Regions from separate parts of the Mus musculus genome. Here all the other regions are linked to region 1. A link is a loop called in an ENCODE intact Hi-C map of the cell type or tissue named here. Cell type or tissue: heart. All regions are shown on one strand. Region 1 overlaps Aopep (aminopeptidase O). Region 2 overlaps Aopep (aminopeptidase O). Region 3 overlaps Fancc (Fanconi anemia, complementation group C). Region 4 holds the start of Gm16907 (predicted gene, 16907). Region 5 has its middle 9.3 kb from the start of Gm40981. Region 6 overlaps Aopep (aminopeptidase O).

Region 1 (5,000 bases):
GTAGTGGTTTTAAAGAACTTGAAGCTGAATTGGATGGCCTTCCCTTCTAGGAGTGCAAGGACATCTGGTGTGCCCAGAGATATGTGTTTGTGTGGTATCCCCACCTCTTTTCCCCCCCGGCTAGCCCAACAGGCACTTTCCCTGTCACACCTGGGAGAAGAGTCTGACAAGGAAGGCAGGCACTGTGCAGGACCAGGTGAGCAGTCAGATCTGTGACCCAAGGGCATTAGAGTGCAACCTGAAAGGCACAGGACCTAGGGGATTACTGAGGTGAGCGTTCATGCCAAGTCTGGTGCTAGGACTTGATCCTGTTGCTGGGGGGCCTTGAAGTAGGTCGCTCACTGTTGATTCTGATAAGTTGCCTGGCTTGTACCTTAATACCCAGCACTCAAGAGGCAAAGGCATGAGTTTAAGGCTAGTCTAGTCTGCATAGTTTCAGGACAGCCAGGGCTGTGTAAAGAGATCTGTCTCAAAATAAAATAAAAAGGAAAACAAAATTTGAGATGTCTGCTGGGCCACAAGCAAGTTAACACATGTACTTTCTGTGCCCCACTGTGCATGTGTCTGCGTTCACTGGTCTAGCAAGACTGAAATAAGAGTGTTCATGTCAGGCATGCATGTTCTAGACCTAGCTGTTGTCTGCCCCTTTGTCTTCTTTGTCCTTGCCCTCTCCCCTGATGACCAGATGTCCTCTCTCCATGTCCTCCATTCCTCAAATGTCCCCCACTTGAGGCTCTCAGAAGTCAACCCAGATCAGACCAAACTGGACTGGGCTAGGTGGATCTGGCCGAATGGTCTGTGGACTAGATCCGAGTGACTTCAGCTAAGTGGCCGGTACTAACTATGCTAGGACTGCAACGTTTTCCTTCCATGGGTGGAGGCGGCTCTTACTGCCTGGTAAAAACAGAACTGTTGGGATAACTTGAGAAAGGAAAACAGCCACGGCAGGCAGCAGGCCAGGATCCGAGCTGTGTGGAAAGAATGCCATTTTATGGGAAACATTTTGTTTTACCCTTAAAGAAATCATCTCAGGCACTAAATGATGGGCATAGTCTGATGGAGCTTGAAATATTAGCTGAGAGTTTGAGCCAGAAAAGCAGTGCAGTGAAGTCTGAGCTGTGAAGAAGCAAATGGAACAAGCTGAGTGACTTTGCCACCTCACCCTGTGAGTGACTGGAGTGCTTTCCTAACTGCCCTGGCCTCATGTCCTGTCTCTCTCTGGCCATTCCTGTTATCAGGAAGCCATCTTTAAGGACTTTATGTACCCATCTGAAGGACCATCATTCTTCATTCTCCCTTTTACATCTCCACAGGATGTCCCTTGACATCCCTTTCCATGTTGTCCTAGCTTCCTATCTCTGCCACGGCTGTAACCAGATTACCTCAAGCCCGTGTCCTCTCTCCTGCTCCTGAATTGTTTCCCACCCACTCTGATGTTCTTCCTTTCTCTGTTATTTCAAATGCTTGTTATTTAGTCTGAGTAAATTTGGCTACAAAAAAACGAGAATGTGCATAGCACACAGACTACAGTCCTGGGCTAGCTCTGTGGGGCTGGCTAGAGCTGTGATTCCAACAGTGAAAAGAGTGTGTGTGTATGTGTGTGTGTGTATGTGTGTATGTGTGTATGTGTGTGCGCGCGCGCACGCGTGTTAACTGTAATAGCTTTTGCTACATGATCTATTATTGACTTTGGAAGAACACATTAACTTTTAAACATAAATTGTGTATCACTATTATACAGTAAGAATTAATATTTTAAGGTATGTACATGAAAATAGAGTTTAGATAACTTCATTATTCTAAGAACTAAAATATATAACACAATAGCACCTTATGCAATGGTATATTTTAAAGACAATGCACTTGGAGTTTAAAGAAAACTCTCTATTGTAAGATTCAAAAGACTCCGACTTCTTGATTACTGCACATTTAATAACTTAGAGAAAACCCCCTTTGCCATTTCCATTTTAGCCTTTGTGTGCATGCTGAGATCAGAAGTATTCATAGGCTGGCTTTCCAGCCACTGGGGTGACTCACAAGCCATCCTCTGTGTCTGGTGTATCTGAAGCAAAGGTCCAGAGGGTGGTGAACCAGCCTTTGTGAGTCATAGTGTCACCGAGAGCCGACACTGTTGACTTCTGTCACAATTTGGAGCTTACAATTTTCTTAAACTCATAGTGATGTGTCCAGGTTAAATATAAAGACTGAACAGGGGAGTGAGGCACATGGCCCGAGCTGTTCATGGCCCATAGCGGCAAGTAGTCAGCTCTGTCTCTTCTCCTTCTGATAAAATGCTAAAGTTTGGAGCAATTTAATCTGTTTTTACAACACCTTTCTTATTACACACTTGACTTGGAGCCACAAAAGCAGTGGTGATCTCTGTTGGGGTGAGAATGCACCGTGACTTTTAAGTCTGTGAATTCAGGGAGGTCTACATTCTGTTTACGCCTTTGAGACGCAGTGTGCACTTGCTACACTTCTGCCGTGTGTGTGTGTGTGTGTGTGTGTGTGTGTGTGTGTGTGTGTGTGTGTGAGAGAGAGAGAGAGAGAGAGAGAGAGAGAGAGAGAGAGAAAGGGAGAGAGAGAAAGCGAGCGAGCGCGAGCGCACCCAGAATGTTAAAGGTAGGTGATTTAGGCTTGAAATAGTTTGTCACAGTGTTTGTCTTTTGTGACATAAGTCTTTTATATTCTGTTGTAATTCTGGAAACCAGTATTTAAGATTTTTGTTTTGTTTTAAAGTTACTTAACTCTTTACTGGACTCACAGCAGCCAGTGGCGGCTGATAGACTTCAATCACTTGTAGCCCTGGATGCACAAGCCAGTAGTAAAAGCAACCCTTGAGAGCTGGGAGCATGCAGCCAAGTGCCCACAGTTACTGGTAGCCACTCCCTGCACCCAGCAACCTGGTGGGTATGGGTGGCTGCCCTTATACCTGAGGCAAGGCTCCCCTGGAGTTTCCTAGGCATGGTGCCCTTGCCTCTTTTAAGAGTACTGTTGCTTTGTGAGAATCCATAACTAGTCCACACTTGCCGAGCTATGGTCTCATACAATAGCTTCATTGATTCTTGATTTCCATAGAAAAGCTTTATGGGTTCTAATGAATTACCAGCCGCCCTTCACCTCCTCAGAGAGTGTCTTTGTGTCCTGGGCCTTGCCTTTGGAAAAGGACTTATGTGAGTGATGGGTGCAGAGTAATTAATGAAAGTTGTTATGAAGCAACCAAGCCGGGGAGGGTTGTGTGTGTGTGTGTCTGTGTGTCTGTATGCAGTTTACTGTATTGCTTAGATGCTTAAGTAATCCTGTGTACCTGGGCCTTGTTTCTATACCTCTTCCTACCCTTGTATTTATAATAAATCTTTAACAAATACAATATTGAACATTCTATATCCAAATCTCATGTCAGATCAAATCATGCAAGATCTTGACATTTTTGCTCTCTTTAAGCTGGACCAAGAGAAAATTGCTATATTTTGTAGCCTCAGGAAGACAGTCTGGTTTGTGTAATGTTATACCATTAAATTTTCATCTGTTCCCTAGACTGATTCTTTTTAAGAGTCTACAACTTAAAACCAGAAGAGATTCTGACATCTCTGTGTGTTCTGAAATCCCTGCCAGCTTTAAACTGGTCTAACAGGAAAAATTAAGACCATGACCGGCTGCCCTCAGCACTTACTCCTAACAACAGTCACCCGCTCGTCCCCACGCACCTCCTCACAGCCTCTCTGAGTGGAACCATTAATGCACCCATAGCTGACACTTGCCGAGTGTCAAGCCCAGTTCTGAGTGATTTATGTGCAGCAGCTGACGTGAATGTCCCACTGAAGCCCGCCACAACCCACACAAAGACAGTGCAGACTGCATCGGACACTCTGTGTACGTTGGTGCAATATTAGCTAGTCAAGTAACTGCTACAAAAATAATGCTTTGGGCAGTATCCTAAAATTCTTAGTCCTCAACCACCAGCACAAAGCGCACATTTCTAAATTGAGACAATCTCAACCAGCATGTATTTTGAAAACACTTGAAAGTATGCTGATAATTACACTTGTGTTGATTTCAGTGTGTTTGATGCCAGCCACCACCAATTCTTTCCTGCATCGAAAGATGAAAGCTATTTTCATATAAAACATAAGAGTGGAAAAGGGAGGTGGGAGAAGAACATTCTTGTGGCTTTTTAGTTACTTTTATAGGCAGCGTTAATTTCATTCCTGTGACAGAATGCTTTCCTTGGCACTCACTCTCATCTTAGGCATTTTAATGAGCTGCTGTTTTGTGCCTGTGCTCATATGGCACTAATAAGATGTGTTATTTTTAGTAGCACCTACTGGTGTCACCTTGGGTTAGGACCTGTCATTGTTTCCATTAATTATGTGTTACAGCAGGCGGACACTTGAGTGTATTCAGCCTAGACGTCAGCCAATGTGTATCTGATATATATTCAACCTTGAGAGCCCCGCACTTGGAGAAGACCACATGTGGCCTCACAAGTATTTGTGGCATTGATTAGATGATGAAGCTCACAGTGGTATTTACGTTTGCAATCCTCCATGATGCTGCAATTAACCAAAAAAAAAAAAAAAAGCCAAAACAAAACCTTTTATCATTTTGTTTAAGCTTGCTATTTATTTTGTTCTTTACTGGTTTTCCATGAAGATTCCCTGGCTTTCCTGGAGACAGTCTCTTTAGTGTCTTCTAGAAGGAGGGCTTAGAGGTGGGAGAACCTGAGGCTGAGCCTGATGCTGGCCCCTGGGTTTGCTTTCCTCTGAGAACCCCTTTACCCCACAGGCCGCAGGCAGGCAGGTTTGTGAAAGTCCTACCTCAGTTTCACTTTCATATGAACTAGTGAGTTGGTCCTGTCTTTTGGGGGGGATTTGGGGAAACGTCTGATTTGGCTCTCCAGGGTATTTTTTATAAACACCCTCCTTTCTTTCGTATCGATTGTGTGATATGAGCAGGAAGGAAATTAGACACCGTTTCTGTTCCTTCACCCTTTATCATGT
Region 2 (5,000 bases), 130 kb before region 1:
TCCACTATGTGGGGGTCCTATAAGAACTTATAAGGTTGTCAGCCTTGATTCTGATGGCTAGCACCTTTATCAGCTAAAATATATTGCTACCCCTATTTCTTTGGGAGTTTTGTTTTATTTTTAAAACAAACTCTCATTCTGTAGCTGAAGCTAGCCTGAAACTTGCTATGTAGTCCAGGCTTACCTCAAATTCATGATCTTCCTGACTCAGCACCCCCTCCCCAACCCTCTTTGCCCTGCCTTCAGTGCTGGGGTCACAGGTATAAGCCACTATGACAAACTAAGTCTTTAAGCTGTTGTGGGTAGTTCCATTTTGAACTTCTTTATGTTCTCCCACAGTCTCCAGATTCTGGGAGCAAAGCATTGTGCTCACAAATGCTAGCCCATTCAACCAAGTAAGTTCTTGGCTTGTTTATTAAATAATGGGTTTAAAAACACACGGAGAAAAATCTCCATGGCCTGTTCTTCAAGCTGTTTCACAATGTAATGGTAAGATTTGGTTTGGGTACATGTGACTGAAAACTCAAAATAACTTAGAAATAGGAGTTTAATTATTTTCCCTTGTGAGATTAGAGACAGAGAGGCCAGGCTGTGGTTCTCCACTGTGTCAGAAAGCACAGTGCTTCTACCATCCTAACCTATACTTTTTATTCTCAAGATCAACTCATGATTCTCAATGGTTGTCAAAGCTCCAGCCATTGTCTACTTATTCTATCCAGCTAGAAGATGCAAGGAGCTTGCATTGCCTGTCCTTAGGAGGTTCTCTAAGCTGCTGTAGAATATTTGTCCATTTGTTTTGGTGTTTCTGGAGGTTGAACCTAGGGCTTCAGGCACTCTAAGCGAGCTAACAATGAGCCAAGGCCTCAGAGTAAATACCCTGCCAGTACTTTGGCTTATTCAGTCTTAGTGCTACTTAGCTGCAAGGGAGGCTGGAAGATGAGTGAGGTTGCAAGAGAGGCTGCAGTGTGAGTCCATGAAACTTGGAAGTACTAAGGCATTACAGGGAAACAGCTGGACTCTGGTGAGAACAGTTTCAGTGCAGAGAGCAGATGGCTAAACCAGTTCTTGCATCTTCTGTGTGCTCAGTGGGATAAGCAGAGAAAGCAGAAAACAAGACAATCATTGTCTTTATTCTAAGGAAATTTATAATTTGAGGTGGATAGGCAATAAACAAGAGAACAAGTAACTGAACAAGGGCTCAATGAGAAAATAGCAGGTGCTTATAGAAAATAAGTCTCATGGCTTTCCCTGGATCAAAACCAGTTGGTGCATTGAACATCACTAGAGTTGCTTATTCGTGTGTTAGGAGTGCAGTTTTCAGCAGAGCTGTCTGCTTTTGGACTGTGCCTTTTGCTTTGGGGGATAAAAATACACTAAAATTGTTTTTGCTGGGCCATTCATGAGGTCTATTTACATTGGGGAATTGTAGCCAGGCATTTCTATAAAGTTTTTTATCTGGGCATGTTTATGTTAGGTTTTGTTTATGTAATATAAATGCACGTTTTCGGCAGCCATTGATTTAAACATGTGAAGGTCATTATGAAAAGTGTTGTTAGTAATAGAGGAGACTCCCAGTGGCATGTGTTTAATGAAGCAGCATGATTTGTAAAATATCCTGAGAAATGTTAATGTTTTGGATTCTTTCCCAAGGGAGGACTTTTTATTTTCTTCCACTCTGTATGCAATGGTCTTTGATTTTATAGTAGTCTGCCGTAGTATCAGACTTTTGCAGAGAACTTTTTGTTTGTTTTAAACAAAGAGCCATCGGTGACACTTACTTGGCTGTGGTTTAATGCTCTTGGTAGTAGTTCACAACTATCTCTGCAGTCTTGGACTGAAGTGGTTGAGGGCTAGAGGGAGACTGTTCCATGGCTGTGTTGACTCACCTTAGTGATTTTCTGGGGACTTGCTACAATTTTCAGCAATTTAGATCTGTAGTTTATCATCTCGGTTATGGTGAAGACCAAAGTCTGGAGAAGAGAAAAGTCCTTAGATAAGTCTTAGGACTGTCCCTGGCTTTTACACGTGAGCAGCATGAATCAGCAGCAGGAAACTGTGCACTGACAACATATTCAAGCCAAACCAGGACTTGGGGGAAAACAGGAAATTTGACCAAATGTCTCTGCCTAGTAACAGGTTCTGTGTGTCTTTGTTAAGATCATCACAGCTTGTTTTAATTCTCTTTAACTTCCTCTCCAAATTCTGATGCTCTGTTTCTGTACAGTTTCTGTGTATCCTTCATTTAATAAGCACTGTGCTTTAAACAGACTGCTTTTCTGTAATAGAGGAATTTCAAGCGGAGGGAATCTATTATGGAATTGAAATGTGTCTTAGTCCATAGGCACTTTGGTGTTAATAAGTTGCTAATTAATAAGCAAAGCTTTGGCCATCATGGTGGCTAAACAGCCTCTAAGCCCGCTGACTGGTAGCATGGCTTGATGCTGTGCACAGTGGCAATGCCTGGGCTGAACACTTTTGATGCGCTTCACACTGTCTTCCTTTACACTTGGACTTTTGTTGTCACTTTAAGAAACTGTTCCTGTTTAATCCGGGACAGCTGTGTACAGTTGAGAATGTGTGCCTTGGTTCTCACAGAAATCTGACCTAACAGACAGCTGTTGGAACTCCTATATGAAAATCTCTTCTAGACAGTTTGTGCTACTGCTGGACACTTTCCAACCACAGATTCTACTTGATAATAACCACCTTGAGGGTGCAAACCAGCAGAGCCGTGCTTCAGCCCGCTGCCTAGAGGAAGATGGCTGATATTGCACATTTTACATTTACAGGTTAGGGCCGGTGCAAATCACCACGTAGTTGGAAAGTAAGAAACCATAAGTCCATAGACAGAAATCCTTCGGCATGGTAATCTCTACTTTCTTTGCCATGTAACTGGACCATAGCAGGAAACCACTGGCTATGAAGCAAGAAGCTGCCTGAACCAGGCAGCCCAGCTACACAAAGAACCATGTGGCTCAAGAGAGGATCTGGACACAGAATCCATTTTAAAGTTTCCAAAATGAATGTCAGGAAGCACAGTCACTGGAATGAGCTCACTGGCGTGTTTTATTTTGAGAAATGTGGGGCATGCCCATTATGAAATGGGAACCTGAAATGTGATCCATCCATCTTAACCAGCCCAGGGCTTTATTCAATTCTTCAAGCCTTAATCCTGTTAGCTCCACGCACAAAGGAAGCGCAGGGCTCCTCTCTGATGACTCTCCCCAGGCCTCCTGGCATCTGCAAACCACATTTTGAATTTTACAAATGAAGCTTATTATTTGATTATCAATGTGAGTAGCCGTGGTGAGGCCGCTTTCTAGATGAATATTCTAGACTGTGTACTTTGAGAAGAAGCCTTAGAAGATGATGGTTTCAGTAACTTCCTAGAATTGGAGGATTTTTTTTTTAAAGGAAACTTATTTGACTAAGTGAATTTTAGTGTGAAGCACATCAAATGAATGACTTTAAACCCTAATTTTTGGTTTTCAAATAAAAGCTATTTGTTGATTTAAAATGTAACCAGCACCATTTATAGCTTTTTTTTAATACTGTATTTTAAAAAGTATGTGCTTAAGGGGTTTTGAAGAGTTTAATGATTCATAATGAGATTATAAAATGAAAAGTTTTGGTTTTTTTTTTTTTTAAGTTACTTTCTCCAAGTAATTCAGAAGGCTAGTGTGAAATTCTTTAGACTTGCTCATGGCTGTAGATCCTTTGGCTGTAGATCTAACCCAGCAAACGTTGAGATCTGCTTCCGATGCTGCTGGGAGCTAATCCACTGAAGTGAACATGAGCTAATGACACATTAGGCCAAATTCTATTATCTGCTTTTCAGCCGGCTGCTGCAGTTTGATTAAATTTAGTTCTGAGGGCTCAGCTTTGAAACAGCCAAGGGCTCTTCATTGGACTTAACAAAAACTTTCCCCCAGATCTGAATTATTTTAAACCTCCTTTGCTTAGGGGACAGCAGCCATTTCTTTCTGTGCATCAGGAAGTGTTTACTTCCCTTCTGGTTAGAAGCTTTGGCTCTTCCAGGTACTGGGCTGACAGTACTGCAGCGTCTCCATGCCGCTGTGGCCTAGACCTTGTAGTCATTTGGTTTATGTAATAGTCTCACAGGGTGTTTGCTTTTAGAGGTCATATTGCCTAATATTTGCAAAGGAAAGGGCTCTTCCAATTTTCCTATTGTGCACTTTATGAATATTAAAAGTGGAGAAGTTTGCCTCCTACTCTGATAAATAGTTTTGTGCTTCTGTCTACTTTCTAATCTCAGAGAGATACCTGGCCCTTTAGTCAGAATTGCTGCATGCTCCCTCCCCAATACCTAGCCTTGGAGTTAAAGTAGAGCTATGCTCCCTGGAGAGCTCCCTCCCCACCCCTACAGGCTCTACTGTACTTCAGATCATCAAGGGCCGTTCTTTTGGGGTACAGACCTGGCTTCTCATGCATTGATACATTGACTTATCTGGAACTGGGTAATTTAAACCAGTTCCTTTTCATATTAAACATGTTAGGAAAATCAAAGCTATAACATCAGGCCAGCCAGAAGAATGAGTGGTTGGACAGTAATATGTTTATAATATAAATCCTTCCTATTTTCTCAACTCATGCTCCCCTAGCTGTCTTGCATTTTGGCAGGCAGAATACTTGGGAGGTTGGCCCTGTGGACACCAATTTATGAATTTGTTGATCATTTGTTAAGTAAAATTTCAAAGCTGCAAACAGACAAACTCACTGCTGTTTAAAACCAAAATCAGTACTTCAAGAGATCCATTGATGTAAAATATTCTGGGAGCTGGGGCTCATTTCCCCAGTGAAGCCACTTGGAGGCTCTGGGAGGCTTTACCTTCCATTTACTCAGACAGTCAGATATAGTGAACTCTACCAGAGTCAGAGGCATAGCAGACTGGAAGGCAGATCTCACCAGCTTCACTTCTGCCAAGGGATAGAATATAGTTTAGAACATTGCACTTTCACGCTCTACAGTGCTATGTCAG
Region 3 (5,000 bases), 83 kb after region 1:
CTGGACCCCAGCTCTCTCTGAGAGGGCTTTGTGGTGTAAGACATATTGACAAAAACCTACATCTTATAGGCAAAGGAAAGGAAAGGACTTTGTAAAATACTTTGGAATTCTGGATAGTCTACTTACCTAAAACAGATCTTTCTCAAGTATAGGGAAAGAAGCCACAGTGGCCACAGCACAGAAACATGAGCCCTCCTCTATCCCCCTCTTCCTGTCACAGGCCATGTCTACAGACTGTCTCACCAGAGGGAAAAGGCTCCTTTATGCTGCAGAGCTGAGTCATTCCCTCCACAGGAGCTCACAGACAGTCAGAGATCAACACCAGTGATTACAGACATGGCCTTGGGAAGTAGACTGGCAGATGAAGCAAAAAAGACTAGGCTCTAACAATAGTTTACCAAATCTTTCAAAATCTTTTCCTTTGAGGGGAAAAAAAAAAATCTTCCCTAAATTGCAAGGCCTCATCCTTCACGTAATCCTGTCTTCTGTCCAAGGCTGCATGGAGCAAAGGAGGAAAAACAAACAAGGGCACTGTTGTGTTCTGGCTTAGCCTGTCCCTGGCAGCCTTGGCAAAGCTGTTATCAGAGGCGGCCTTCGTTTTCCTCATTCCTAGGAAGCGAAACATGTTCTCATGTAAACCTACACACAGACTGGACTCCCGAGAGCTTGAGTGGACAAGCGCATTGTGTGTCCAGGAGGAAGAGAAGGTTAGCATGCTGCTCCTCTCTACCAGTCACTACAACAGAGGCAGAGGTACCTCCGCTCACCTTCAGGGTGCTGGGACAGCGCTGCAGCAAGACATGGAGCACCGTAAGGAAAGTAGGTCCTGAGGGCAAACGTCAGCTGCAAGAGTTAAAGAGGAAATGGCATGAATGCTGGGGCTGAGAGGAAGTGAGGATGCTGCCTGCCTCAGCCTGTGACCCACTGTACCAATACATCCTCAAACATGTTTATAAGCATGCTTCCAGTTATCTCATAAATAGCCAAAACAAAAAACAAAAACAAAACAAAACAAACAAAACTCAAAAACATCTTTAAGAGCCATTTTCTGAACTGAGGGAAATGATATGATCTTCCTGCCATTTTAACTGAGGTTTCTCCTCACAGAAGCCCAGCCACAAACATTATCTTCTACTTCAGAGAGGGCTTAGACCCTTGGACTCAGGATCTCAGTGTGTCGTTCATGACAATGAAAGCCTCTAGCAAGCAGCTCTTACGGTGAGAACATGAGGCTGGACTGACTTACCAGCATTCCCCCATGGCACAGAGGGTTTGTTGTTGTTGTTGTTTTTAAATAAAATAAAAACAAGACCAGGTAAGGTCCACAGCATCTGAGGTACAAATGCCATATGTACACAGCTTGATAATCTCGAGTGAGTACATGAATCCACCTGACCAGTACTGCATCATGACGGAGAACACTGCTATCACCCCAGGGGACTTCCCTGTCACTCAGAGTCAACCTCTGAACCCTAGCCTGGCAATCAATATTTTTATTTCAACAGGAGAGATCAATAATTATATCACTTATTCCCAAAGTTCTTAGAGATACACAGGATGTGCACAGTTCTGTCCCTGGTCTTTGTGGTCTCAGGACTCCTGCTCAGAATGCAGGACACACTAGGGTTTGCTTATATACCACTATATATGAGTGCTGCCTGTTGTACGTTACTAGAATTAAAGCTGCTACTGACATTCATGTCTGCCTTTGTAGACAGGGCTTACTATTTTCTAGAGTAAGTAAAATGGAAAAGGTGACTGAGATAACTTTTCAGGGCCACCAGAGTTCCATTCTCACCACCACAGGGTGAGAATTACCTGCTAATACTGGGTATTCTGGAACTCACTGACTTTAGTTGATCTGGTTGGTATGAAACATTATTTCACACATGCTTGCTTCTAATCTCTCTGTGTGGCAGGTGATGCTGAGCTCCGTTCATGTGCTCAGCGCTAGTTAGAATAACTTTCCAAAGTGTGTGTCCATTAAGCACCGGCTGATGTTGTCTATGAAGCTATGAGACATAGTCTTCTAGCTTCATATGAATACTGCTTTCCCTCCAAGCCACTGGACAACCTGTTCATCTTCAAAGGCATTTATCACCAAACAGACACTACATTTTAAGGAAGTTCAATTTATCCATTTTTTAAAATATGGTCAATATTTTTTTATTGTTTGTTTATTGCATTGTTTCTAGAAAAGCTTTGATTATCCAATGCTTAAAAAAAAAGAAAAGCCAAGTGGTGGCGGCATACACCATCGATCCCAGTACTCAGGTGGCTGAGGCACATGGATCTCTGTGAGTTTGAGGCCTGCCTGCTCTACAGAGTGACTTCCAGGATAGTCAAGGCTACATAGAGAAATCCTGTCTCAAAAACCAAAAGGAAAAAAGAAAAAGGATATAAGGATACATCTTCTCCTAAGGGCTTTATAGCTTTGACCTTTCTATTGAAGCCTACAGTCCATCTCAAAGCACTTGTGTGCTTTCTGAAGCAGTCCATAACCACCCCTCGCCCCACCTACCCCAGTAAGTTGTTTTACACACTCCCTTACTATGCTGCTCAAAGTTCTTGTACATGGGTCTGTATCTGGACTCTGTTCCAAGTGTCCTGCCAATCTCTCACTGACTTAATTACTCTTAATGTGAGTCCTCTGGTTGCTTTCTGACTTTTGCAGGTCCTTTTTATGTCCAGCTAAGTCTGAGAGTCAGCCTATGCATTTGCATTTGAGAAAGCCTGCTTCAGGGGCCAGGGTCTTTCATAAAATGGGGGCTTGATTCCAAGCCCTATAGAGGGATCACTACTTGCCTGTAAGGAACCAGGGAGCAGATGTGAAGGCTCTTGCTCATGCCTTCTTAGTGTTGTATCTGGGGCTGCTTGGGGTGCTCTCAGCTAACTAGCTTCCAGGTATTTGATGTGGGACTAGACTTGTCCACTTCTTCCATCAGGTTTGCTTCATGCATTCTGACCCAGGCCTGTTGTGACTGACATGGCATGGCTTCAGAATGCATGAACTAAAGTTCTGTCCCTGTGAATGCCACTGTCTAAGCCTGTCCTCGAGTCGCTGCCTTCTCTGTCCCTGAGGAGCAGCTGTGTGTCCTTTCTGTGCAGCAGCTCTCCCTCCTTTCACCTCCAGCCCTGCCTTTGGAACGGGGTGTCTGGAAGCAACACACTTGATCTTGTTTCAGATCCAGTCAGACAGACATGCCTCCGTACTCCATCATCTCATTGTCATGACGAATATCCCTCTAATATGTTGGGAATGATCTATCTTTTAACATGGTTTTTGGTTGTCCCATCTGCTTCTTTCCTTCACTGGACTATGTTACCTACCTCAGAAGTCCTGGAACCACCTTGAGTGGTGGTCCCTTGCCCTACTGTCCCCAAGGCCTTAGTGAGAAGTGGGCAGAGTTCCTATGCTAAAGCCCCTCTTGTTCTTGTCAGCTTTGTCAGACTCTTTTAAAAATACTCTGTCCCATGTGAAAACTCCATCTACAGGGGACTCAGCACAATCCACTGTTGGTCTGTTCAGCTGCTGAACCCCATCCTGGCCTGTGGCTGCCTGTACTGTGTCTAGAACTGCACAAACTGAGAAAATGAGCTCAAGCCCTTGACTGCTGCTGAGCAGGGCACATTGGCAGTGCTATCTCATGCTGCCCACGTGGAAGTGTGGTGAGAAGACAGAAGCATGCCCGATAATCCCTGACTATGGGACGTGAGTGGGTTAAGAGAGCACCATACTTGGCAATCAACATGGTTGGACTGGTGAGACTGAATTCTGTACCTTATAAACAGATACAAGGTGACTCTTGCTATCCCACAAATATTCACCATAACATGTTTATAACAGACAGCAAATATACAAATAGCCCAAATGCCAGGAACCAGAAAATGGTTATATTGTGCTCCATTTATGTAGCAGACTGCCACAAAGCCACCTCTCACCACAGCCTAACCGAGCAGGGAAACTAGGCCCAGGGATCCTATGTGCTTCTGTGTGTCTCATAAAGGGCAGACACGACCCCAGCCAGAACCCTTTTGCTGTCCCGTGTGGCTAATCAATGTATTTTGGAGAAACAGGAGTCAGGAATGCAACCTCAGCGTGTGTTTACTGAGGCAGGCAGAAGAGGGGCACACAAGAGTCAGCACCACCAGTGGCTCAAGTATCGTCTGAAGGTGGCTTCACTGCCATGTATGTTATTATCAATAAGTGAAGCAAAGGAGAGAGGGTCAGCATGGACTAAGCAGGACAGCATCATGACCGGGCATAAAGTGTGCACCTGAGTCAGGGGGAGTGAGCCAGTCATACACAGTTCAGTAGGTAGGTTGTCAGGGGCAGCATCAGGATGACAAAATAAATTATTACATGTGGATGTGAAGGCTTTGCAAAGTCAGGAGACGGCTGCTCCCCTGTGTAGAGTTAAAGGCAGCTGAATCCTTATCTTGCCTCAAGCCAGGGCCCAGTGTGTGTCACTCTCACCCCTAGACACATGTGGTCAGCAGACACTATCCTAAACTAAAGGCACCGTTACTCCAGTACCAAGACCAGCAGAGACTTAGGGCAAACCCGGAACAACACTCAAGTCAAGCTGAGGAAAAAGCTTCCTCCTGTCCTCAGTCCCAACTTGGGCATCCTGGGAATCCAAGGATGATGTTAGTTGAAGGCCGTTTGCTCCCTGGGGAACCAAGAGTATGTGAGAGAGGACAGCATACGCTTACAGCTGTGCTCACAACAGTGAGTACCAGCCAGTGCATTGGCCGAGGTTTCCTCCCAGATGCCAGGCTGCGTATGCTCCATCTATTTAACTTCTCCAGGGAAAGAGGGATGGTAAGAATAAACCATGCAGGTTTATAGTTGCCCTAGAAAGCAGAAACCCCTGCTAAAACCCGAGAGACCTCTACAGCCTTGGGCTGAGTAGGATTTTAGTAGGTTGAGCACCTGAGCTCTGCCCTTAGTCAAATGGCAGACAGCATCACAGGGAATGAGGCCACAACCCACAAGA
Region 4 (5,000 bases), 51 kb after region 1:
CTTCAGCCTGGGGCAGTGAGGGGCCACCAGGGCTGTAGGCTTGCCCCGCTAAGGACTGTCTGCTCTCTGTAAGAAAAGAGAGAGCAGGTTCTTGGTAGTCATGTGTCCAGCCAGAGCACAGACACTACAGAGTCCGGAGCCACTCACTCAACTTCATCTCCAGGAAAGACTCTGAGTTGGCCTTTCCCTGCCTACCTACGCAGGCTTCCACCCTTCCCTTGGCCTCTGCCATTGGCCTGGCCTGACCATCTGGGTGCTATTTCACACTAAGCATTTGCTAACTCCAGACTTGATGGGGATTCCTAGCAAAAGCTTGAGATGACCTGAATTTTAGTTGCTCTTTAAATCATTAAATTTCAACTCTACTAAAGTGTAGTTTTCCAAGTGTGGCGGGTCACACCTATAATTCCAGAACTTGGGAGGCAGCCTTGAGCTACACTGAAAATTCTGATCAACCTGAGCTAAATAGCAAAACTATGTCTAAGAGAACCCAAGGAAAGTGCAGCTAGATCATATGGAACACACACATAAACACAAATGCTAAAACTAAAAGAACAGAGTTGAAAAACCGTAGGAAGAATAATCAATAAATTCAACTAGAACCATTCAGAAATGCAAGCAAAATCACCATGGCCGCAGTCAAGATGACTCTGCTGAAAACACTTGCAGTTTAATCAAGAGCTAATCTTCCTGACACACAAAACATTCCTCAGACAAATGGAGGTGGGATTTGTAGGGAGCCAGTGATCCAATAAGAAGGTAAAGGTTTGCTAACTAACCAGACTGAGAGAGAGAGGTTCCACCTTCTAAGATGGATGCTGCCCTCACAAGGAGCCCTGGGGCTCCAGTTCTATGTCCCTGTTGGCTGGCAGCTCTTCTAGAAACAGCTTTCAGCTCCTTTAGAGCTAGTTGGTGTGACAGTGTCTTCTGTCCATTCAGTTTCCCATAGCCCTGCTATACCTGCAAGCTGTCCTCACTTGTCAGAGGCCCATAGCCCCAGCAGTGGGAGTAGCTCAAGATGTGTGAAATGCAAAGATAGCAATTTGAATCACTGAAGGGCCTTTAACAGTGTCTCTCGGAATGCAGAGGTGCCTGCTGCTTGGTCTGGGAATGCCGCAGCATCCAATTGAGCAGAGCAGGAGACAGCACACACCTGGGTTATATGGTGCTGTAGTTGTCTTTCGCCTTTACTGTTACAGGGACCATCCCTCTGAGTGTTGAGGCTCAGCTTGTGGAGTATTGAGTCCCTGCAGTGTCAGTCTAGGTGGGAACTTGAGTCAAGGTGTCGCCTCTGAAAGGCACCAAAGTCTGACCTGGAGGAAGGCAACCCAGCCGTCCACTGGTGGCGCTTGCACTGGGGAAGCAGGTGTTAACCTTGTTCTATGAGGAGATGGGTTGTGGGTGCTTGCGAGTTTGGGAGAGAAAACTAAGATAATCTTTGTTGCCCTGAGAACTAAAAAGAAAACTAAAAGTGCTTGCGTGAGTGGAGACTGGGGTGCAGCATTTCTGTGGTGTCGTTTAAACATCCTGTCTTTGGAATACTGGAATACATGCAGCCCTTTCTGATGAAAAGGCTGTTTTGTCCTGCTCTCTGTGGGGTGGGGGAGACTGTCTGTCCTTCCTGGATGCCATGTTAGCTAGCCTTCAGGGGTCAGAAGATCGGCTCTCTCATTAGTCACGACAATAAAGCGTTTCTAACTGTAAGAGGAGTGGAAACGCTGACTTCATGTTGTGAAAGAGCCTCTGTGACATGGCCTCCTGAACCTTCACATATCCCAGCAGGGCTGCTGGAGCCTCCTGCCCCCACCCGCTGGGGCCTTTTGCTACTCACAAATGGATCCTGGAGCATGCTCTGTTTCTTCTCTGTGTGTAAATAAGAGGAAAGCATAGAAAAGAAAATGAGGGACGAGAGCTGTAGCTCAGTGGGTAGAAGTGCTTGCCTAGCATAAAGTGCATGCATAAAGCCCTGGGCTTGAGAAACTGCTGCATAGCCGGACATGGCTCTGCACACTTGTAATGCTGCCACCTGGAAAGTGGAGGCAGGAAGTGCAAAAGTTCAAGATCATCCTTGGCTGTGCACCAAATTCAAGGTCAGCTCGGGCTCCGTGAGACCCTGTCCTGGATGTAGGGGAGCTACTTGGGGAAGTCCTCTTTGTCTGGCTTCTTGTTTCCCCTGCCCTCGTAGCTGATCCTAGGCCCCAGGCTAACAGACTCCCTGCCTTTCTTCTGTCCACTGGAATTAGGGACGCCCTGACTACATACATGTACTGTGGACTGCCCAGCAATCGATGGTGTGAAAGCCGTCCTTCCTCTGAAGAACTCTCTGCCTGATCTGTCCTCAGAGCCCGACCATGCTGCTCTCCGTCTGTGGCATTAATAACTGAATAAATCTCTTACCCAAAGAGTAGTTAGTCTCACTGTTTCACCCCAACCCTTAATCCTGTAGCTTTCTAAAGCCCTTTACTCTCAAAATAAAATATGAAATGTAATTTGCACTTTTAGAATGACAAAAGTCATAGCAGCGAAACAGTTTCAGCCAGGTCCGACACAGCTCTTGTATGTGTGCCATTATTAAAGGTGGGTATATGTATTTGTGTAGTTCAGCCAGGTCCTACATGAAAGGTCCTCAGAATACTCTCTTAGGTGTGCCATTATTAAAAGTGGGTTTAGGTATCTGCTGTTTTGTAGTTGAGAAAAGGGAGGTTCTTTCTCTGGCCTGACTGAGCAGGTGGCAGAGCAGTAGACCCTGGGGGACTGTCATACCAGGGTCTCCTGGCTAGCCCCAGAGCTCACAAACAAAAGGTTCTGTTGCCAGCTTTTGGGTGTGGCTAGGCCATTGAAAGACCTGGAATTAGGAAGAAAGGGAAAGGGACAGACTACCCCCCCACCCCCGCCCCTGGGACCAGATGCCCATCATCCTGGTGCTGCCCACTGGTTCTATCTGGTGAGCACAGGAGAGCTAATTCCTTATGGTTTCCTAGGGGCTCTTGATAAATTCTAGAAGTCTTGTATAGTAATGTGGTTTGCAGGGGGCCTAGCCAAAATGTCACCATTTATTCCTGACTGCAAAATGGATCAAAGGCAATAAAAACAAGGGTAACATGAGGAGACTTTAAATTTTACTGGCTGATACTAAAGCAGTGATGTAGCATCCACTGATTGGCTGGCTGCTTGCTGGGTAGAGTTCAGACAGCTTGCTGGCAACAGGTGTGGCATTGTACTCTGAGAAGCAAACAGGCAGAAGCACCTGGTTTAAAAAAAAAAATGAATGTGAGGGCTGGAGAGATGATTCAGTGGTTAGGAGCACTGACTGCTCTTCCAGAGGTCCTGAGTTCAATTCCCAGCAACCACATGGTGGCTCATAACCATCTGTAATGGGATCTGATGCCCTCTTCTGGTGTGTCTGAAGACAGCAACAGTGAACTCCCATACATAAAATAAATACCTCTTTTTGTTTTTTAATGCCTCGACACAGAGAGGTGGCCCTGCAAGGCTCTTGTGCCTGGTGGCTTGACCACTGTCTCATAGGCAGTGGGTGCCTGTAAGAGGTAGGGCAAGAGGACCCTGGCAAGTTCCTGCAGGCAAACCTTTAGAACTGTCTTTGAAAAGAGCATGGTCTTTCTACTAGGTGCACGTGGCACATGCGAGCGGACTCTCAGCAGGAGCTGCAAGCTCAAGAGCAGCCTGCTGGAGCCTCTCCATGAATCTGAGCAGAGGTAGGGACCCACCCCGGCTTGGTGTGAGCTCGGAGTTGGCAGCTTCCTACATACTGCATTTTAATTGTTAAACCTGGCGAAACGGAGCCAAACAGGCCGAGTACAGGCCCGACCCCCATCCCTGTTGCTCGTGGCACAGGGAAGCTGCTTCCCGAAGCTCTGTGTGTTTTCTACTACTGTTGGCTGACAGTCCTTGTACTTGGGAGTTCCAGTCCTCGATTTTAGGAAGAAATGAAATGCAACCGCTCGTTCAGCCACACTTCCTACACAAGTGCCCCGTGCTTTGGTGAAATTGCAGTACAGTCGCCCTTTATCCCCACACTCTCCTGGCAGAGGAGCATTGCTTACCAGGTTTCCTGTCTTGTTTCCCAGGTTCGCCATCGATGGTGTGAACTGGTTATTAAGCACAAGTACACAAAGGCATACAATCAGGTGGAGAGGTTCCTACTGGAGGACCAGGTGAGTGTGATCTTCCAAGAGATAGAAACTGGCCACCATTCCCAGTCCCAAGTTCTCCACATCCCTGTCAGAACAAATTATCTGAAGGAGTTTCAAAAACTTTGAAGGGCTAGTTAGCATCTGAAGATCACTGGCAGCTGTGAGCTGATGCCCTCAGTGTCCTCACAGAACCCCGTCCTCTGTCCTGGCTGTGGACGGAATGTGGCATTAGGTGAGGCTTACCCTAGAACTCTCAGTCCAAGGCCATTGCTTAGCAACACCATGGGTCCATCCAGCTTGTAAGGCTCTGATTGCAAGCACAGCACAGCACATGTGTGAATCACATGGGAAACCCTTGGGTCACCTGTTGGGAATTCACACCATGTCATACCCATGCCAGGCCCTGCCTAGCCTGTGTATTCTCTCCTTTTAAGAATGTCCTAGGAAGCAGTCTCCTGCCTCAAATTTCAGGCTCTGTGTGTGTGTGTGTGTGTGTGTGTGTTTGTGTGTTTGTGTACGTACATGTATGTGTGTGTAACCTCATGTGCCACCTCTCTGGTTTGTGACACATTTTGGGGTCATCCTTCAGGGTACCTCCTCTGATGTTTTGTACCTCATGACATGTTTCCACATGACCTCCCCCATACTCTGTCCCACTCCCAACCCCAACTGGCGCCTCTGGCTAGCCTGTGTGCATACTGTGGGCTGATGGGCTAGAGCCACTTTGAATGGGATGGAAAGTGGGGGTGTGGTGGACAAAAGGACTTTTGACAGAGTCAAAGTGAGGGCTGGTTTTTCCCATAAAGCAAAGGATGTGACTTTTTTACAGCAGAAATGTCACATTTG
Region 5 (5,000 bases), 320 kb before region 1:
CTAAAATGTTGACATCTGGAAGTGTGGTATGTGCATGTGTGTATGTACAGCTGTGAACCCACAGAGACTAGAGGAGGACTTGGGGTATCCTATCCCACCACTTACTGCCTTGTGTCCTTGATATGGTCTCTCTGGTGAACCTGGAACTAACCTGGTAGCCAGGAAACACCAGTGATAATGAGCCTCCTGCTTACAGCTCCATTGTGCTGGGATCACAGGCGCACATGGCCACGCCCAGGCTCTTAACATGGTTGCTAGGATGGTAACTTATGTCTTCATGCTTGCACAGCAAGCAGCCCACATGTGAAAGCTTTGAACTGCTTCTTTGAGAATATGCCTCATTTCCCTAAGTCCTTACCTACCCTTTCAATACCTCTAAAGCCCCAGGTTTTGAACTTAATGAGACCTTAAATGGGCTTGGTGAGGTTATTACTGCCTCTAAGTAAACCTCACAGCTCCTTCATTCAACATGGAAGACCTTGGCTATATATATATTGGGTCATTTTCAAATGACGTATAGGAGTCAGACTTATACAGAGCAGGGAGAGACAGAAGGGTAGTGATAGGCAGTCTTACTTTACCTTTTAAAATACTGTGTATCTTCTGAGGCTCTCTCAAGACTGAAATAGGCCCAAGTGTTTTCTCTCGGTTGAAAACAACCAGTTAACGATGACCATGTGTCTCAGAACTAAGTAAAAAAAAAAAAAAATGTTTTAACTAGGTGCTTGATAGAAGCCAAAAAGCAAAAGACAGTCAGGTAGAAATTGCACACCCCAACATTCTCTTTGACCTATGTCCTCCTTTCTTTAAATTTAAGGATTTTTCTATGAGGCTGAAGGCGAACACACTAGGCACCTAGATCGGACACACTAGGTAACTAGATCGGACACACTATGTGCCTAGATCTGAGCACTCACCTCTCTGACAGGTACACACCAAGAGCTCACACTTATCCTCACCCAAAGCCTATGCAGTTGGTATCTCACTCTTCACTGCAGAAGACAACACACATTCCATCCACAAACAACCAATTACTAGCTCAAGGTTAAAGCATTTAGTAGCTTAAACAGGATTTGAACCGAAAGCATGTGTAGTTTACAGGGGTCCGCCAAAGCCACATCCTACCCAGAGCCTCAGATTGAGATGTCATTTGGAAACAATCTTCATAAATGTGCCACTGCATTCTGCAGTGAGATAGCCCCTAGCTCAAGAGACAGTGTCTTTGGAGGAGCCACTGATACACAGAGACACCACCTGATGGAGGGAAATGCAACAATTACAGCGACTAAGATTGTTGGTCACCCATAGACTAGACAAAAAACAGATTCTCCTTAGTCTTCAGAGAACATGACTTTTTGGACAATTTGATTTCAGACTCCAGAACCATCAGTGAATTTCTGTCACTCTAAGCTACCCACTCCATGATCCCAAGGAATGTGTCCTAAAACCAGGTTATTCTAGGAATTTTGGAAAACAAATGGAACTTACCAAATGCTCACAGCCCTGTGTTCCAGGACCAGTCACTATAAACTATGAATGTTTACGTTTTCTCCCATTATTTTTGACATCCATCCTATTAAATTCTGTTTCAAAAGAGAGGCTGGAAACATGGCTCAGCTGGTAAAAGACTTGCCTAATATACCCAAAGCCCTGGGTTTGATTTCCAAAACCTCACAAACATAGCACGATGGTGCATGCAATGCTAGTATTGGAGAAATGGAGACAGCTGACTAGATGTTCAATGTCATTCTCAGCTACATAGTGAGTTCAAGGTCAGCTTCGCACTTCTTGAGATTCTATCTTAAAACAAGAAAATAGTAATCCCTTATGCGTTTTCTCTCTTGGTTGGTGTGCAGTAAGAATGTTTTTAATTTTCTGCATATGACTCTTTAAATGGTCACCATCATCCTGATTTTAGCTCCTTGAAAACAGAGCAGGTGGAGACCATAACCTATGCTCTTTGGTTTGGAACCCTGAGGCTAATGACACAGCTGGCCATGGAGAAATCCCCAGGAGGTGGCAGTATGGGTCATGAAACCACCAATCCACACAAAACCCCTGAATTACAAGCCAGTGACTCCTCTGGTACAACCAGCAAACCTGGGCCTTTCTACACAGCACTGGAAACAGCAGCCAGATCATGAGAGAGAGAGAGAGAGAGAGAGAGAGAGAGAGAGAGAGAGAGAGAGCGAGCATGTGAGGTGATTGTTTTCCAACCTTGTGTGGTCTTTTATTCTTGTTAAAGAGGAAAGCCTTGAATTAAAATGCTAACCTTCATTTAAAGAAAGCTATGGCTCAGACCTTGGAGATGTTTGTTAGCGATTTCAACATGTCAATATCACCTCGCTATCCTGTCTTCTGTTGGTCTAAGAGTTCCAGGCAGAAACCTCTTAGTGTCAGTATTATTTAGATTTATGAACAATAGTGAGGACCAAAATAGAGAGATCACAGAAGGATGGAAGAAATGGCACATGGGCTCTTTTTAATCCCTTCAAGTTCATGATCCTCTTGGCCTCTGTCTTCAGAATGCTAAGGTCACAGATACACTCACTATGCACCACAATCTATTTCTTCAGTGCTCACTGGCTCCATGAGCCTCAGGTTCCCTTAACTCTCTAACCGCAAGAATCTTCATTTGTTTTAGCTTTGTTGTTTGCTTTGTTTTGTATGTATAGCATGTCACCTTGATTCGCAATGTTGTATGTAGCACAGCTCAGGAGAGAAAGTGACTTAAAAAACTACAAAGTAGAAGTTGTACTTCAGAAATACTGTTTCCATAAGTGTAGTCTAGGTGTGAGTGACTCTTAAGCACCATTGGATTATAGTTACCCACTGTGCCTGTTAAAATGTGGCTTGGTAAGGTCTGCCCTGGGGTTTCTGGTTCAGTAAGTCAAGGGTGGGGCAGAAAATCTGCAGTTGAAACCTACTCCCAGTGCTACTGTCACTGTGATCGATAAGGACCTCAGAGAGTTGCTTAATGGAGCTATGTCAGGACAAGTTGGTACTTGGGACACAAAATTTAGGAGTGTTGTTGTTGGGAAATGCTGTCCTAGTCTTCCTCTCCTGGGTGTTGTCATAGATGATGTCATCATACTAATCATGTCATTTCCAGCAGAGACAGTAGTTTCTTTTTAATTGTGTGTATGAATGTGTCTCTGTGTGGGTATGTGTGTGTGAATGGGAATGCCTGGAAGGCCAGAGATTTGATTCCTTGGACATGGAGTTACTGGCAGTTGTGCACCTCATGTGGGTGTTGGGGACTGAACTTGGGTCCTCTGTGAGAGCAGCAAAGCTATCTCTCCAGCCCCAGCATTTTCTGACTATGATGCCAGTTTCCCCCAATGATCTTCCCTAGTGGAAATGAATAATGATATCAACATAGTCTATAGGATACCTTTAAAGCCTAAAGAAAAGCTCAGTAAAGGCCAGGCCCCTGACTCAGAAAACTACAGGACATGGTTGTGTCTGGGATATCCCTGGGATTTCAACCCCTTGCCAATATTCATTTCTCTGTAGTATTCAGCTATTCCTGATATAATATGTACTTGTAGAGTGGGCTCATTTCTTGCTCGCTGAATGCCTTGGTCAATACTACAAGATACCTAAGATCAGATGACTTATGAAGAATAAGGTTTATTTAGCTCAGAATTCTAGAAGCTGAGAAGTCCAAGGTCACAGCACCAGTATCAGCTCGGCATCATGTGAGGGCCCTCTTGTTCGAGAAAATCTATGCTGAATAATAAGACAGCACAGGATGTGTGCTAAACCAAACATGCTAGCTTGAGTCATGTGTCTCTTCTTTAAAAGGTGCAAACTGAATCCTGGGGGTTCCACACTATGACCTCATCTAATCCCAGATGCCACCCAAATTCCTGAGCATAGGATTTGGAGACACATTCCTATGTAGAGGAAATTTGGGGGACACATTAAAACCTCACCGCCCCTATGTTTCCCCTCACCCCCCCAAATGTGGAGAGCAGAGACTTGACTTAGATGTTCCAGTGGGGGGCCAGTAAGAGGAGTACAAGAATTGGGTTGGGTAAGGGATAAGTCCTGGCAGTGTGTTCTTTTCCTGACCACTTAGGATTTTGTGAGGCACAAAATATAACAGAGACTATTTAATGCCTGCCAGAGTGATTTAAGGAATGTGTCCTCATTCTGTCAAAATAAACACCACCTATTATGAACTCTGAAACCCTGGTTGGTGTTTGAGGAGGGAGGCCCTAGATCCCCGATGCCCTCCTAACCCAATCAAAAGTCATACAATTTAAGCAAGAGTCAACCTATGCCCATGAACATAGAGTTGGAGAATTGACGGAATGTTGCTGGGTGAGACTAAGAGCGAAGATGGTCCATGAAGAAGCAGAAAGACTCTCACTGTCCCCTAAGGTTGGCTGAGGATTAAATAAAGAGGGAAGGTCCGGGTCTTTACTTACAGGCTGGGCTTCCTAACTACATTTTCTTTTGGTCCCACTAACTAGGGACCCTCCCGCTAAGCATGTGTGGACATCATAACGGGGGAGGGGTGGTGGTGACTGGTGACCATCTCCCAGCTTGAATGGAGTCACTCTACTGACCTGAATTTGGCACTGGAGATTCAGATTATGTGACAGAATTTGTCTGCAGTCATCCCTGTCTTTACTGCACTCTGAAGCTTCTGAGTCTGCTACTGTGGCTGTGCACATACCATACAGTCACCCCCTTTCTGTTTGTTTGGTTCAGCAAGTTTGGTTTTTGGCTTTTTGTAACCCACACATACTTCTTCTTTTTTTTTTTTTTTTTTTTTTTTTTTTTTTTTTTGGCTTTTTGAGACAGGGTTTCTCTGTGTAGCCCTGGCTGTACTGGAACTCACTTTGTAGATCAGGCTGGCCTCGAACTCAGAAATCCGCCTGCCTCTGCCTCCCAAGTGCTGGGATTAAAGGCGTGCACCACCACGCCCGGCCCACACATACTTCTAATGCACAATACTCTAGCCTGTGGCTCCCAAGTGCTGGCATTAC
Region 6 (5,000 bases), 110 kb before region 1:
ATTTCCTCGTTAAAGCAACATGTTAAGTTGAATTTAGTCCAGAGCAGAGATGTGGTGCTCTGTTTAATGTATGCTGCCTTTCTTAGCAAGTGTGTAGATTTGTGTGAACTCTCTGGAATAGCCAGTGTGGTATACCATCCTTTGGCTGTGAGGGCTCAGAAGGGCTAGTTGATCCCAAGGTAGGTGTTCACTTGAGTGGCTCTGACCTTCAGATGGAGGCACCTCTTGGCCACCAGCAGTGGGTCCTTTATTCTCTCTGTAAAGTAAGTCTGTTGCCTCAGAGAAGGTGATAGAAAACCTTTGTGGCAGCTAAATTATGTGACTCCTGTGAACTTCCAGTAACACTGAATTAATAGTGACACCCTCTTTCTAGCACACGGGAGAATGAAATTTGGCTTCTTCACATTTCAGGTTCAGAGGTCAAAGCAGCCTAACGGGAGCCCATGGTACCTGACTGGGAGAGATGCTGAGCAACTGTTCTCTTCATCTCTGAGTTAGTGTCCCTCTCTCAGGACAGCAGCAGCAGCAGTTTCTCCATCACTGATTGGCCCCTCTGCCTCTCCTTATGTGACTGAAATGTTTGATGGTAGTCCAATAGATTTTAGCAAAACTATGGTCCTTTGTTGTTGTGGGGTTTTTTGTTGTTGTTGTTGTTGGGTTTTTTGTTTGTTTGTTTTGTTTTTTGGTTTTTCAAGACAGGGTTTCTCTGTATAGCCCTGGCTGTCCTGGAACTCACTTTGTAGACCAGGCTGGCCTCAAACTCAGAAATCCGCCTGACTCTGCCTCCTGAGTGCTGGGATCAAAGGCGTGCGCCATCACTGCCCGGCCAAAACTATGGTCTTAGGATGAGCAACTAATACCAGTAAGTCTCTGAACCTTTTGGGGACACTTTTGTCCTCAAGTGACTTCATTTCAGCCTTGATTGGCAAGGGTAGACAATCCAAATGTCATCTATATTGGGCTGAGACACTATTTTGAATTCTGTATATGTCTCAGATTCTAAGAACTGACTTTAAGCAGAATCATGTGGCTTTGCACTAAAGACACAGCTGAGTCATAGGAAAGCAGGACATGAGGACATGTCCTCACAGTAACTGGACACGGGCCACCCTGCCTGCTTATCAGACCTTGGCAACCGTGAACCCTGTGACAGTTGCCATTCGGGTTCCTATTTCTAACTCATGCAAAAGTGAGTAAATACTATGAAATGCCACATTAGCATATGGTTAGGTGGGAAACCTGAGAACAATTAAGTAGAATGTGGTCCTGCATAATCAGTTACTCATGTGGAGTGGCTAGGGTTGGGACATCTTCCAGCTTCTAGTGGAAAAAGACCAAACAAGCAAAGTCAAGCACCTCGGTGTTTCAAGTTAACAGAGGACAGGTGTGCCCTCTGTGCCCTGCTCCCATGCACTGTGTGCTGCAGGCTGCTGTAGTGCAGAACTGGCACTGGAGCTCTGAGTCCCGCAGGCCCCTCCTCTGGCCCAGGGCTTCTGGATGTCAGTGTGTCTGAGAGAGGTGCACTGTTGATTCTTAAGACCCCTGCTGCTTCTCAGTACCTCACGAACCAATCATTAGCCACCAGAAAAACAGGCCAAGAAGTCAGCAGTGAAAGCCTCACTTCTGTACTTTTTCAAAGTGCTTAAACTTCTAACTTGATCTTACATATATTTATCAATTTGTTGTGGGAGGCATATGTGTATGTTGAGATCAGAGGACAACTTTGGGGTTGTTCATTTCTCTCCTACCATGTGGATCCTAGGGATCAAACTCAAGCAATAAGTACCTTTATCAGCTGAGCCATCTTGCCAGCTCTGCTCTTAGCTGTAAAGCATGCTAAATTTTAATGTTTCCATAAGTCATCTAAAGATCCTGCTGAAATGCAGATTCTGGTCCAACATTTGGGGGCTAGGGCTGGGGTTCTTCTATGATTGTAAGCACCTGTGAGTTCAGAACCTCCCCTCGACATGTGTTCAAGCTCTCCAAAGACCCAACTCATTTCTCCATAAGTGTGTGATCGCCATTTCTTGCACACATTCTTGCATTCTTGGCGTGGGGTACAGACGCTGAGGAAGCCTCAGTGTGAGCAGTGTCCAGAAGGTAGGAAGGACACTCCCAAGGCTGCCTGCATCTTCCTTTCTCCGGTTATAGGATGGTGACAGGGTAAAGTATAGCGACTGGTTATCCTCTTCTAACACGCGTTCATCGAGGACTAGACACAGGAAAGTACTGTGTCCAAAAGACAGATGGGAAACAAAATTTTCACACACATGCAGCTGTTGCCTACAGTCAGTCATGGGGGCAGAACAGCGTCTGACAAATGTGCAGCTCCCCACACACTCCAGCCACCTGTTTACAGCACTTAGTTCAGATAGATCCATTGCAATCCAAGTAGGTAAACGTTTAAAATATCTGGACCCATTTCCCTTTTCTTTGTCCAAAATAGTTCTCTCTTCTGTACCTTTAGTTTTATGTCCATAAACCCAGATGAATGCCTTTCTCTAAAAGAAAAGAAGGTGAAATAGGCTGATCTGACTGGAGGAAGTCTCACAAGACACACATGAATCCACTGGTATGGAAGAGTCTTGTGTCTGGAGATGCTTCCTGCTTCCCTGAGGAGTGCTCCTAATTTTCATTTCAGGGAAGGAAAACAGAGACCCCAAGGGTTAAGCCCAGGCCTGAGATGATGCATTAGAACGAACCTACAGCAGACCCACTAGTTCTTCAGCAATTATGATATGTGTCCTCTAGGGTCCTGGGCATCATTTGAAGCAGTTTTCTTTTTTAATTAAAAATAGTACAACTATTATTGCCAGGGGAACAAGTATATACAGAGACCAGAGGAAAACTTTGTGGAGTTGGTCCTCTCCTTCCACCTTTGTATGACTCCAGAGATCAAACTTGGATGGCCAGACTTGCTGGCCTTTACCCAATGAGGCATCTCACTGGGCCTTGTAATCATTTTTAAAAAGCAAAACAAACCAACACAACACAGGCAGATTGTGTAAACTCTGAGCCTCATTGTGCCTGCTCTGCTCTTTCCTTCAGTCTTTGTTAGAAATACACCTAGGTGGCGCTGCTCACCTTATTTGGGAACTGGAAGCATGAGGATCAGGAGTTCAAGGCCAGCCTGAGCCATATGAAACTTTTCTTCAAAGAAACAAAAGTAAATAAGAAGGTGCCTCTGTCTGTGTATGTCATACCTCTAAGAATTATATTCTGGCCTGTCAGGGTAGCATACACCTTCTAGCACTCAAGAGGTAGAGGTAGGAGGATCCAAACTTAAACGTCAGCCTCAGCTACATCGTGAGTTTGAGGCCAGCCTGGCCTTCATGAAATGCTGTCCCCTGACACCAAATTGTTTCGTAGTTAGGGGTTATCTCAGTGGTGAAAATTTTCTTAGCATGCCCTAAACATACAAACCAGTAAGCTCCAGGGGCGCCTCTAGGGATCTCAATTGTCTGCTTCTGACACATTTTCTTACCCATCTGACTCCATCTGAGTTCTATTACGACGAGGCGTTGGAATTTTTGTAGAACTTTTAGGACGTTGGACAGAGTTGGAAGTTAGAATCAGCATGTGTGTCAACTGTCAGGCTAGTGTAGCTGCGGGGAGGTACTGTCCCCAACTTTGTGAGCATAGTACATCTCTGTTTAATATTGCATGATCTGTGGGTTGCTGTAAACTCAGCATGAATTGGAGTGCTGATAGAAAATGAAGGGAAGCACTTTTGCTTTTGTTTTGAATTTAGCAAATTAGTATGTTGACATTTGTCCCTGATGGGTTTCATTGTTTGCCGAAAGGAGTGGGGGGGAGTTGACAGCATGAATGGTGAGTCCTGCAGACTTCTGAGAATTGATAAAAAGCATCTTTGTCCACTGCACAAAAGCACAACAGATATCTTGACAGACATGTTACAAGGGGCAGCTTGTGTCACTGCAGAATAAAACAAATCATGAAAATCTTCTCTGCTGGGCACACTTTTGTACCATTTTGATTTCTCCTTTAATTTCTGGTTATAGTCATCTTTTTGCAAATGGAGGGCAGTGAGTGGTGTTTTAGCAAGTTTAAACCTTGAGTGTCTTTATGTTGTATGTGTATATATAAGTCAAGTGATTTCAAAACACTATAAACTCAGTTGTGGGGGAGAAATTGCCTTAATGACATCCCATATCACCAGATCTCAAGAGGGTCATGGGGGTGGCCTGCATGTGGGACAAGGAACTAGGAGTTGCATACAGAAGAGAAAAAAATATTTTTAAAAGTTTGGATTTACTCAAAACAGAGCGAAAATTCCCATTGTCCATCATCCCTGTAGTTAGATTTGGGGAACAGACTCCTATTCGCATGTCCTTTCCCTCTACATGTCATCGAGCCCTTCTCAGGAAGCTGCTCACATCATATCTTTGTTCAAACTGTATTAAAACATGCATAAAACATACTCAGGAAAACATAAGTACACAGACACACACATACAGGATTTCCAGTAAGAGCCATGATGAAAAGCTATAAATAATGGAATCTATTAGCTATCAGATAATAACACCCATCACTAACAACTGCCAACACTTACACTAATGCAGTCAGACACTGAGAGGAACCATCCATCACCCTTGTCATTTTGTCTGGGAGGAGGAAGCAGGTTCTGAGGGCAGGAGGGAGCAGGAGAGAATGCTGAAGGAGGTGGAGATAAAGCCAATGGCAGTCTGGACTTCACACTGAGAATCTAGGAACTGAGATAGAAAGGTTGGTCACTTAATAGACAAGGAACTTCCCTGTTGAGTGTTTCTCCTCCTAGACTGTGATCTTCAGATCAGAAGGCATGTCCCTTCTTCTCTTTGTCATGTTGCCAGTGTCCCTAACACAGGCCTGGCCTGACACTTAGAAGGCAACCAGTAAATGTTTCTAGAAAGAATGAGTGGTTCATTATCATTGTTCACCTTCTGCCCTAACTGTCCAACTCTTCTGGTACCAGAATGTAATCACCTTGTGCACAAAGG

The links. A loop is a pair of places that touch in the nucleus more often than their neighbours do. Peaks named below come from ENCODE experiments on the same cell type or tissue, not always from the same donor. Only the 100,000 strongest peaks of a DNase experiment are listed, where the experiment ranks them.
Region 2: a loop joins it to region 1, with 3 times the contacts of the local background. A loop is called at or near these places in 5 of 42 quality-filtered maps.
Region 3: a loop joins it to region 1, with 2.5 times the contacts of the local background. A loop is called at or near these places in 21 of 42 quality-filtered maps.
Region 4: it touches region 1 in a loop (2.5-fold over the local background); 5 of 42 quality-filtered maps call a loop at or near these places.
Region 5: it touches region 1 in a loop (2.4-fold over the local background); 5 of 42 quality-filtered maps call a loop at or near these places.
Region 6: it touches region 1 in a loop (1.9-fold over the local background); 2 of 42 quality-filtered maps call a loop at or near these places.

The regions. Positions count from the first base shown.
Region 1 is chr13:63,241,686-63,246,685 of GRCm38, forward strand. The region is part of intron 13 of Aopep (aminopeptidase O); the gene reads left to right. Among named protein-coding and RNA genes, the nearest start is that of Gm16907, 53 kb to the right of the region's middle. In heart, a CTCF peak has its summit at 2,067; DNase peaks (open chromatin) are centred at 126, 826, 2,115, 2,871 and 1 weaker place; H3K4me3 peaks cover 1,214 bases; H3K27ac peaks cover 2,357 bases.
Region 2 is chr13:63,110,124-63,115,123 of GRCm38, forward strand. The region is part of intron 5 of Aopep (aminopeptidase O); the gene reads left to right. Among named protein-coding and RNA genes, the nearest start is that of Gm46422, 18 kb to the left of the region's middle. In heart, a CTCF peak has its summit at 2,754; DNase peaks (open chromatin) are centred at 2,048, 2,728 and 3,978; H3K27ac peaks cover 1,031 bases.
Region 3 is chr13:63,324,784-63,329,783 of GRCm38, forward strand. Fancc (Fanconi anemia, complementation group C) reads right to left here. Exons shown (of 15, transcript NM_007985.3): 11 at 768-843. It also overlaps a transcript of Aopep not described here. Among named protein-coding and RNA genes, the nearest start is that of Mir3074-1, 26 kb to the left of the region's middle. In heart, no CTCF peak of the experiment used is centred here; no DNase peak of the experiment used is centred here; H3K27ac peaks cover 1,205 bases.
Region 4 is chr13:63,292,770-63,297,769 of GRCm38, forward strand. Aopep (aminopeptidase O) reads left to right here. Exons shown (of 16, transcript NM_001289926.1): 15 at 4,089-4,175. Gm16907 (predicted gene, 16907) reads right to left here and starts at 4,378. Exons shown (of 3, transcript NR_045794.1): 1 at 4,065-4,378; 2 at 1-66. In heart, a CTCF peak has its summit at 3,439 (motif pointing left); DNase peaks (open chromatin) are centred at 1,742, 2,062, 3,773 and 4,407; H3K27ac peaks cover 1,638 bases.
Region 5 is chr13:62,924,638-62,929,637 of GRCm38, forward strand. No RefSeq gene overlaps it. Among named protein-coding and RNA genes, the nearest start is that of Gm40981, 9.3 kb to the left of the region's middle. In heart, a CTCF peak has its summit at 2,006 (motif pointing right); no DNase peak of the experiment used is centred here.
Region 6 is chr13:63,133,899-63,138,898 of GRCm38, forward strand. All of the region lies in intron 5 of Aopep (aminopeptidase O), which reads left to right. It overlaps Gm30409 (a long non-coding RNA gene), which reads left to right. Exons shown (of 2, transcript XR_003950671.1): 1 at 1-179; 2 at 412-615. Among named protein-coding and RNA genes, the nearest start is that of Gm30409, 4.1 kb to the left of the region's middle. In heart, a CTCF peak has its summit at 3,086; a DNase peak (open chromatin) is centred at 1,123; H3K27ac peaks cover 320 bases.